2 separate regions of the Homo sapiens genome follow, and region 1 is linked to region 2. A link is a contact called in ENCODE Hi-C or POLR2A ChIA-PET data. All regions are on one chromosome and are shown on one strand. The core of a region is the stretch at or near the end of the contact, and the rest is flanking DNA. Distances in the headings are between cores, read along the strand shown.

Region 1 (4,990 bases), core at 777-3,276, 420 kb after region 2:
GCTCACCCTTTGTAAGTCCTTTAGAGTTCTCCATTCTTTCTCCAGGGTCTTTGTGTAGCACTGAAATTATCACTGGACAGCTTTGTGAGGCAGCTAGGTTGGTGCTGCTTCTGTCTGGACTATTAGAGTAGCTAATACACTCTGACTACATTATGGCTTAGCCTAGCACTGTCGTGTGCACATTACCTTCCATTTCACAGTAACATACTTTTCTAAGTGGGGTAACGTGGCTGTGGTTTCAGTAGTAGTTCCTAGGAAAATGTTATTTTTATTCATCTGCAAGTTTCTCTGTGGTAATAACCTTTGTCCTTCCAATATTTTAAAACTCCTTTGAATTTGTTTCCTGTATTAATACAACTTCGTTTTTTAGGATTTTACTTTGTGACTGGATCATCCTCCAAAGCAAAAGGGAAAATTAAGAGTGTTTTTTAGTGGTTAAAAACCTGCCAATCATATATGACTCTAAAGTCAATAGATTATGTCTGTGTTGACACTTTGTTTGCAACCTGTCTTTTTTAACTTGTGATTGCTATCTGATTTGCATTTCAAAATACTGTATGTTGAAAGTAGTAACTGTAAGTCTGCTTGCATTTTTGCTTTCCTTTTTCTTTCTTCTTTTGGTTAAGGCCCATTCTAAATGTAAAATATAATGCTCAGTTTAAAAAACAAAATCTTGTGATGTTTTACAAAACAATCTGATGTGTAAAGTGGTCTTGGAGAGATTAACCCATTTTTTATGAAGAAGTAATTTCCCAGAATTTGATCAGAGACTTAAGAAGGATCTGCTTTGGAGGAAAAAGGGATGTCACAAGGATACATAATAACGAAATATATTATGAATAATGTTTTTCAGAAGGTTAAGAATAAGGAGTAACAGTTCTTTATCAAAGAAGAAGGAATAAAGAGGCCCAGGATATGTAAAAATAAAACTGGTTATAGGGCTTGAAGAAAATGATCTTTAATAGACAATATAAGTTATTTGGAGTAAAAAAAAATGCGAGACTCATAAAATATGAAGGACTAGGAAGGTGATAAAGGAAAAATGAAGAACGTAGAACATGAAAGGCACTAGCCTGTCAATTTAAATGCTCTTTAAAATGTACTTTGGTAGGAAGAAACTCTGTAGATGGACCACCCCATAGTGTTTGTGTCCTTGTTTTTAAGCACTGTGTTAGCACTTTTGTGGTTGCAGTATTGAAACTTCCATAGTAGTACAGTGCCTTTGCATGTGGAATATACTAACTATTGAATGAATGTTGAAAGTGATCTCAAGTTACTTGAAATTTGTTTAATAAATCAATGCAATGACAAAATAATTTTCTTGATTTAGAAGTTTTTTTGAAATTGGTGATTTGCCTGTGTTCTTATAACAAGTTGAAAGCATTTCTTGTTACTCATCATAGGAACTTGAGTTTCTTTAAGGGTTGTCAGTTGAGTGTGAGTATTTTGTCTGTGGAAGCCAAATGGATAGTATACACATGCATGCGTGCCTGATGAGTATAGTAAATTTTGGCCCACTTTTAAAGTAGAGAGCATTTTCCTTCTTTGTAAAACCTGAAGTTGCGTGTCCTTAATACATTTGTGTTCTTTCTGTCTTTTTCAGGGAAACAGTGCTTCTTAGTCCTACGTCAGCAGCAGTTTAATGTCCAGGCTCTTGTGGCGGTGGGAGACCATGCAAGCAAGCAGATGGTTAAATTTGCTGCCAAGTAAGTAAGCAATTATATCCTGTTGTCAGAATAAACAATGGTGGGAACCAAGACTCCCAGGGGTTTGGACCATTTTCATACATTAACATCAATGCTTCGTTTGTTTAAAAATGTAGTTATTTAAATTGTCAGTTCAGTGTTGCTGAATACATTAAACTTACAAAAGAGAAAATATGGAGCACAGGCTTGAAATTCATTTGGAACTGCTGAAGCAGCACTCTCTACAGACAAGTCACATTTACTTTCAAGTAGAGTAACAAAAAGCCTGGCAGCCTCAACATAGCAGAGCAACTTTATTTTGTTGTGTTTGTTGAGCTTCATTTCCTCCCTCCTTCCCTCCCTCCCCCAGTTTGAGATTTGCATGTTGAGCAACAAGTTTTCTAACCAAAAAATAAAAGTATATAAAATAAAAGAATGTAGTTTGGCAAATGATTGCCTCCAGAAGGAAGTAAAACAAATGTTTTACAACTTTTAGCTTTGACACCAAAAGGGTTTAGGAGAAAAAAGGTAAAACTTGCTTTTTCCTCCTGTAAAAGTCTGGGCTGTCTGGCTCAGAGTTCCCGTAGAAGCAGCACATTGTTTTGTTCAGCTTGCAGGAGGCAGATATAGAGATAGAAGTGTGGTTGTGTGTGCAGTGGCTCTAAGGTGATGAGAGCTGTTTTACTTGGTAGTGGTGATGTGGCTAATTTTGTTTCATGTTTTTTTTCAATTTCATCAGAATTTTATTTCCATGATAATGATCTCAGAAAACATGAGAAAATGGATGGTCTTTGTGTTTTAAGTAATAAAGTAATTTCATAGTGTGTAAGTGTTTTTTAAAAGAAAGAATTCAATCAGAGTAAATGATATATTTTTTCTATTGATTTTTTTAAATGTTTGCTTTTTAGATGCATGCTTTCTAAGAATGAGTTAATACAGATGGAATTATGAATTTTAGAATTGGAAAGAAACTTAAAAATTATCTAATTCAATATCGTAATTTAGCTTTCAGCCCTCCCTGACCCTCTAGCACAATGTTATACATATAAAGGATGCTCAGCAGCTGGTTTTGGTTTAGATATTTATCAAATTACGTCATAGTAATACCTGCACTCGGATTTAAGAACTTAAGTGCCATGAATTGTATCGATTCATTGATGAGATCAGTAGTATTTTAATACTACTAATACAGTAGCCCCACCTCTCCCTATCTCCCAGTGCTGCCCAGAGATGACCACTTTTCTTCTACGTGTGTCTTCTGGTAATTAGGTTTGCTTGTTTCGTCTCCTGGTTAGAGTGTGTGCTTGTGGGGTGCATTTGTCTTCCAACCTTTTAAGGTTAGTGTGTATCCTATGAAGTCAAACATAAATGAGCTTGGTCCCTAGAAATTTTATCTGCACAGAGAACCTTCTATAAAAGAAAAAAAGATGGTCCTGGAAACCGCAGACATAGATGCTAAATTCTATTAAATATACTGAAAAATACTGGAAAAAAGTCAACCTCAAATCAACAAACAACTTTTGTATAATAATTTGGTTTTGAAAACTAATACATGAAGCCGACAGTTACATAGAGAATATATTTTTCCATTAAACTGCATTATAACCTCGGCGTTACATTCCTAAAGCTTCCAGTGGAAAAGCCTTTTGAAAATCCCAGTTACCCATAATATTCAGTGAGAGGCATTCTACTGACAAGTGGACGGTTAATCCATGTGATGTGTTTAGAAGCAGACACGTTAAAGTACTCCGCAAATAAGTTATTCCTATTATTTTGGATCTTCTCAGAAACTCCTGGGACTTGACTAAATAACAGCGATTGACTATATCAGATGTCAACCATAGCTTAATAGCTAAAAGAGCTACTTTCAAATGGTCTCCCAAACAGAACTTAGTTCACTAATGCCCTCATAAAATTAAAGAACATCTTTTTATCATTATTTTATTAAAGGCTTTCATCCAAATGGGATGATATACGGGCGATCTTTTTTTTTTTTTTTTTTTTTTTTTTTTTTTTTTTTTTTTTGAGACGGAGTTTCACTCTTGTTGCCCAGGCTGGAGTGCAATGGCGTGGTCTCCGCTCATCGCAACCTCCTACCCGGTTCAAGCAATTCTCCTGCCTCAGCCTCCCCAGTAGCTGGGATTACAGGCATATGCCACCACCATGCCCAGCTACTTTTGTATTTTTAGTAGAGACGAGGTTTCTCCATGTTGGTCAGGCTGGTCTTGAACTCCCAACCTCAGGTGATCCGCCCGCCTCAGCTGTTCAAAGTGCTGGGATTACAGGCATGAGCCACCGCAGCCGGCCATGGGTGATCTTTCTTTTAGACAAGGGAAGAATATAGGTAATTTAGCCTAGATTTTTTAATTCCTGAAGTGGAACTCCATAAGGATCTAGATGCAGTTCAGGCTTAACTAAATTGTGACTTGATTTTTTTTTTTTTAAGCAAAGGACATGCAGCTATTTTTAGTCCCTTTAAAAAATGGACTTTATATAAAGTAGCAATGTGTAGGAAAAGGTTGAGCTGTTCCAAATTATAAACCTTGTCACTGGTTATATGTAAGTGAATGGAGCCAATTTTATACAATAGGTTCAACATGTGGTACATAGATAACTATTATTAAACTTTTGGCACTAGCATGTTAAGGAATCGAGCCTGAATAATTACCAGTAGGTGGGTTAATGGCTTTTGCTATCTTGCGAAAAAGGAAAATTCTTATGGCTAAGACTCGTTGGCAAAAAATGATGAGTTTTTAGGTTTTGTAGTTGGTTAAGATAATTTTCTTAGGAACATGATTTTATGTTCCAGATGGGTCAGTCAGTTTGTCCTTTCTGTGTGATGTAACCTATACTTCTAAGATAGTTCAGAAATCCTGATCCTTCTTGGTAGGAGAAGTCTACTTTTAGACTTCGGCAAGAACTTTTTAGAACTTTTTTAGGGAAAAGATATATGGGGTTTTTCTTTGTCTTTTAAAATCCTTTTCCTAAAAATTGTTAACTGTGTTTTAGCGCATAAAATGGGTATGCGCTAAAATTGTGAAAGCAAAAATTAAGGTAGCTTTCATACATTTATCTTTGAGGTCACTTGTTTAGGCAGCAGATCACTAGTAGTATAACAGTTGGATGCAAGGAAAAATGTTTCTATTTCTAGTTCCAGTTAAGTTCAGATACTTGATAATTCATTTGATACAAATTTTAACTAACAATGCCACATTAACTTTCACATAAGTAAGACAGTTTTATAAAATGATTGACTGATACTTTATTTAAATTGTCATTCTTAGATTACTCTTTGCAGAATTTTG
Region 2 (5,059 bases), core at 1,677-4,176:
CAGATTCTCACTTATTCCACTGGACGCTCCTTGAGCAATGGAGTCACATGGTGGGACAGGTGGCCCCTGGTCACTGAAAGGCATTCCACCCAGAGGGACCCAACTTCAGGAAGTAACAACCTCTAGCACCCCCACACCTGCCTCCCTACTTTTCTCCACGCCCCTTCTTTCTTGCTCTCCCATCCACTGCAGGCCCCCACCAGGCCTTTCCTCCCTGAACCCAAACTCTCCTCCTCCCAATTATCTTCACACCAAACTCAGCTGGTTTTCTAGGGGGATGCACCTGACAAGCACATTGACTGTGACTAGCACAGCACCTACCCCAAATATGGGGCATCCCTTTACAATTCAAGCACATCTTATTTCAGCCAAATCTACAGGGACCATTTCTGTCAATTCTGTAGTAAAAATTTTATAGCCCGGGGAGTTTCTCCACCAGGGGCACATGTACTTGCATTTTAACACAGAAAAACCTTAGGAGGGAGAAGAAGGCCCCAAACATGAAGGCTGTAAATATGGATGTTCACCTCTTAACCTCTCCTGGCCCCAGCCCTCTGAAGCTGGAGACTTAAGAATAGCTGCTATAGGGGGCCAGACATGATAGCTCAAACCTGTAATCCCAGCACTTTGGGAGGCCAAGGTGGGAGGGGATTACTTGATGTCGGGAGTTTGAGACCAGCCTGACCAACATGGAGAAACCCTGTCTCTACTAAAAATGCAAAAATTAGCTAGGCATGGTGGCGCATGCCTGTAATCCCAGCTATTCAGGAGGCTGAGGCAGGAGAATCGCTTGAACCTGAGAAGCAGAGGTTGTGGTGAGCCAAGATCATGCCATTGCACTCCAATCTGGGCAACAAGAACGAAACTCCATCTCAAAAAAGAAAGAAAGAAAGAAAAGCTGCTATATATCAAGCATCTACTCTGTGCCTTGCCGGCCATTTTTACTTGACCCCTAAAACCACTCCATGCAGTAGGTTGCATTGTCCCAGATTTACAGGTTTTAAAAAATGAGATCCAGGCTGGGCACAGTGGCTCACGCCTGTAATCCCAGCACTTTGGGGGGCCGAGGCAGGTGGATCACTTGAGGCCAGGAGTTCGAGACCAGCCTGGGAAACATGGCAAAACCTCATTTTTACCAAAAAAATATGAAAATTAGCCAGGCGTGGTGGTGTGCATCTTTGTCCCAGCAACTTGGGAGGCTGAGGTGGGAGGATTACTGGAGCCCGGAAAGTCAAGGCTGCAGTGAGCTGTGATCGCACCACTCACTCTAGCCTGGGTGACAAAGCGAGACCCTGTCTCAAAAAACTAAATACATAATAAAAACGAGAGCCAGAGAATAAATAACTTCCTGACTCCAAAGCTTTGCGTATTTGCCACTACAATTGGCTGCCTCCCTGATTCTCTTGGTGAGACTTAAGATTTTGCAAAGCAAAACCCAGCTCTTACCTTCCCACCCGATGCAGGCTAGAGGTTCGATCAGGGAGCCATTTATATTCAGCAGATAGTAGAGCCTGCGTACGATGTACAAGCAAACATTTGTATTCTAATCTGTGATTAGAGTTCTACTTCCAGCTCTGGAGTTCTTACTATATAATTGTGCCCACAAATCCAGTTTGATTTGCTGTTCTGCTTATTTATTCTTTGCATTGGAATTGTTTAGAGTCATTGGACTAACCAAAATTTTTAAATGGCAAATTAAACAAGAGGTGAATGTGCTAGCGTTGGAGCCATATTGATCCAATAGAACACGAAACAGGTCTTTTAATGTATGGATGAAATCTCCAAAGCTATTGACAATTTTCTGCCATGCTTTTTAATCATCACATGCTTGCTCTGGCTTTTGAATTGCCTAACCTTTGGGTGGTAAAATCACAGCATGTTATTTTAATCTCTTTATAATGGACTAGAGTTCACTTCAAATAAACATGTCTCCCTGTGCCCTTGGTAGGAGGCAGGCAGGGTTGAGAGGCAGGGAGTGTTGAGAAGCAGGCTCGTAGCCACATGGATTCCCCAAAAAGCCTGAACTGCACTCTCCATCTGAAAACCACATGGGCTTCTGGGCCTGCTGCTCTTATCTCTAACACTGGGTTCCCAAAACACAGTCCCTGGAGCAGCAGCAGCAGCATCACCTGAGAAACTGTTAGAAACGCAAATTCCCAGTCCCTTACTCAGACCAACCCCCATGTCATGCCATACAGTGGCTTACCAATAGTATTCACACAATAAATATGTATGGCTTACTGAGTTCCTAACACAGGAAAAGGGAACAGAACAGCAATGAGTATAATGGAGCACAGAATGGACCTTGGATGTCTTCGCTTCACATTTGCCTGGGGTTGGCTTCTATTCCCCAAGACAGGGGTTCTCTAACTTGAATGTGCATCCGAATCATCTTAAAACACATATTTCTGGGCTTCACCTCCAGAGTTTCTGACTCAGCAGGTCTAGCTGGGAGCCAAGAATGTGCATTTTAACAAGTTTCCAGGTGATGCTGATGCTGCTGGCACACCTCACTTAGAAAGCCACTGCCCCAGAGGCAGGAGTCACCTGTCTCCAATTTCTGCCTCTTTTTCTGGCCTTGGATACTATACATATTTTTAAGGCCTTCCCTCTCCAAACTTCTCAAAACTTGGCTCAAAAGATTATCTAAAGGCTGGTCCAAAAATTACTAAAACCAGAAGAAGAATGGATGTATTCTCTTTAAAGAAACAGACAGGACTCTGTCTTAATAAGAGAGCAGTTACTTATTCAAGAGCTAGGAAAGGAGGGATGGCACTGTTGTTAGGGATTCATGGTCAATTTTTTTCTTCCATGCAGGTAGAGAACATGGGTTCTTGATGTCTGGTTTCTTTTTGTAAGGTTGCTCCAAGGTCCCTGGTAGGCTTTAGGGTTTGCCCAGCCACAAGATGGCAGTACTCAGCCAGCATTCACATGAAATGCAATACTGGCCCCCAGACTCCTCTTGCTCTTCAGATGATACCCAGAGCAGTGAACTGATGCATTTGATGCAACCAAAATAGGCTCATTTTCCTCCTGGGAAACCTGGCATTGAAGAAATTCTCCATCTAGTAAACTCAGACCCGGGAACAATGACCCTAAACAAGATTACATGCATGCCATTTAGTGTCTAAAGACAGAGCCGTTTCCCACACTCAAATGAGGAAACAAGAGGCTAACTGGTCATATGGTACCAACAAGACAATGAGGCAGAATAATAAATCTGTGGGCCTCCCCAAATATCTGTGAATATGTGGCCATCTCAGTTACAAGGCAACTAATGGTGACCTAAAAATAGATATCCATTGAAAGATGCATTAAAAATGTTATATCCTAAGCAAAGTGGAAAGTTGCCTCAAAATATATTCTCTGATGGTTAGTCAAAACACGTTGTATTATAAATAAATAGCAAGCATCATTTTCCCATGTCAAACGTGGCGACTCATGGTTTGTGAGCTACAATAGTACTTACTAGCAATAAGCATCTGTGAAATGAAGGGGCTCCCAACACATCCAGAATGTATGGTGGCACAATGAGAATTCAGAAAATGCCATTCTCCCCTCTCTGCTCAATCTCCCACCGCTGTCATCTTTACTACAGGCTTGATCTGAATTTAAATACATAAGATTTGGGCTCCACCCACATACTTTCCACCCAAGTATCTCAGAAACTGATACTCATGATTCCCGCAATTCCAATGAAACTGTGGTTTTGTGCTGAGATTATCTGAATAATTGCTTCCATTTTTCTTGGCCTTATAGACAGAACCCCTAAATTTTGTAAGACCCTTTTCTTCATCTACTGTTCACTAGACCAGTTGTTTCCACGCTCAGCTGATCAACAGAATCACCCACGGTCTTATTTTGGTTTTTAAAGTACAGATGCCATATCACCTTCCACCTACTGATTTTAAAATTTTGGAAAGGAGGTGGCAGAGCTAGAAAGTGGTGTTGGTTTCTAGCATATGTGTAGGAATAGTAACCCAACTGAGGGGGTTCCAATGAGGTTTAGAAACAGCTGCACTAGGCAACACTGCTTTTCAGACCTCAGAGCACTTTCTCACCATATTCAGAATGTCCCATGGGAGCAGTAGGAGGGAAATCTTAAAACTCTCCAGGCTCTTCTTTACAGAGAAGGGATAGCAAGAGACGTGCCCACAGTCCGAGAGACTCATACAGGCAGATTCAAACTTAAGTCCTCTATTACTAGTTCATCCTGTTCTAGCCTTTAGAATTTTCTCACTTTCAGCAGGGCCCAGTGGCTCTCATGCCTGTAATCCCAATGTTTTGGGAGGCTCAGCCAGGAAGATGGCTTGAGGCCAAGAGTTCAAGACCAGCACCCGCTTAGGCAACATAGCAAGACCCTGCCATTTAAAAAAAAAATTTTGCCAGATGTAGTAGTGCACACCTGTAGTCCTAGCTACTCAGAAGGCTGAGGCAGGAGGATTGCTTGAGCCCAGGAGGTTGATGCTGTAGCGAGCTATGATCACGCCACTGCACTCCAGCCTGATAGCAGAGCAAAGATCTCATCTCTAAAACAATAATAAAAAGCATTTTCTCATTTTCTGTGGGCCTTGTAAATCACATTTACCAGACATAGGATTGCATGGCAGACAAAGGCCAATATTCCTGTCTGTCGCTGTGCACTACTCCAGTCAGATAGATCCTCACCAAGGCCTTGTAATCCATCCCAGAGTCCTGGCAAAGCAGCCGGGAAAGGAAATGAGTGAAAACAAAGACATATGAGCAAAGGGTCAAGTTGCCAGAACTCTTTGAACGGAAGAATCAAAGACTCAGGGAGGAGTTAATCACGTCTCGGAGGGCACTGGGGGCTGTTGGGGCAGCAAGGCCCTGAGGCAGCTGGTGGGGACCAGCACTCACGCCCACACAGAACATCTGTTCACACCCATGGAAGTGCAGCGAGCTTTTGTTTTTATTAACTGAAAGAGGAGGAAGGCATTTGGTTGGGGTGGAGTTGGTAAAAGTGAGTAAATTGCAAGGTTTGTATTGGCACCTCCCCACAACCAGACCTGGGGTTTGAGTCTCTGTGTGGAAGGGTGGT

The links. A loop is a pair of places that touch in the nucleus more often than their neighbours do. ChIA-PET counts read pairs that join two places held with the same protein, here RNA polymerase II (POLR2A). Pooled maps may share reads with other maps.
Region 1: a loop to region 2 is called in a map of naive thymus-derived CD4-positive, alpha-beta T cell, with 4 times the contacts of the local background. The contact joins two enhancer-like sites. A Hi-C loop is called at or near these places in 1 of 168 maps with a recorded cell type or tissue (naive thymus-derived CD4-positive, alpha-beta T cell) and 10 of 50 pooled maps. POLR2A ChIA-PET finds 5 or more read pairs at or near these places in 9 of 52 experiments (B cell, CD4-positive, alpha-beta memory T cell, CD8-positive, alpha-beta T cell and 6 more).

What each region holds. Positions count from the first base shown.
Region 1 is chr2:135,958,112-135,963,101 of GRCh38, reverse strand. It overlaps DARS1 (aspartyl-tRNA synthetase 1), which reads left to right. Exons shown (of 16, transcript NM_001349.4): 4 at 1,604-1,706. Among named protein-coding and RNA genes, the nearest start is that of DARS1-AS1, 25 kb to the left of the region's middle. RefSeq lists an enhancer at 1,640-2,141 and a silencer at 2,177-2,377. Within about 2 kb of position 2,026, at least 6 of the 41 ENCODE cell types and tissues checked have a DNase peak (open chromatin) inside an H3K27ac peak, as active enhancers do.
Region 2 is chr2:136,376,803-136,381,861 of GRCh38, reverse strand. No RefSeq gene overlaps it. Among named protein-coding and RNA genes, the nearest start is that of CXCR4, 260 kb to the right of the region's middle. Within about 2 kb of position 2,926, at least 4 of the 41 ENCODE cell types and tissues checked have a DNase peak (open chromatin) inside an H3K27ac peak, as active enhancers do.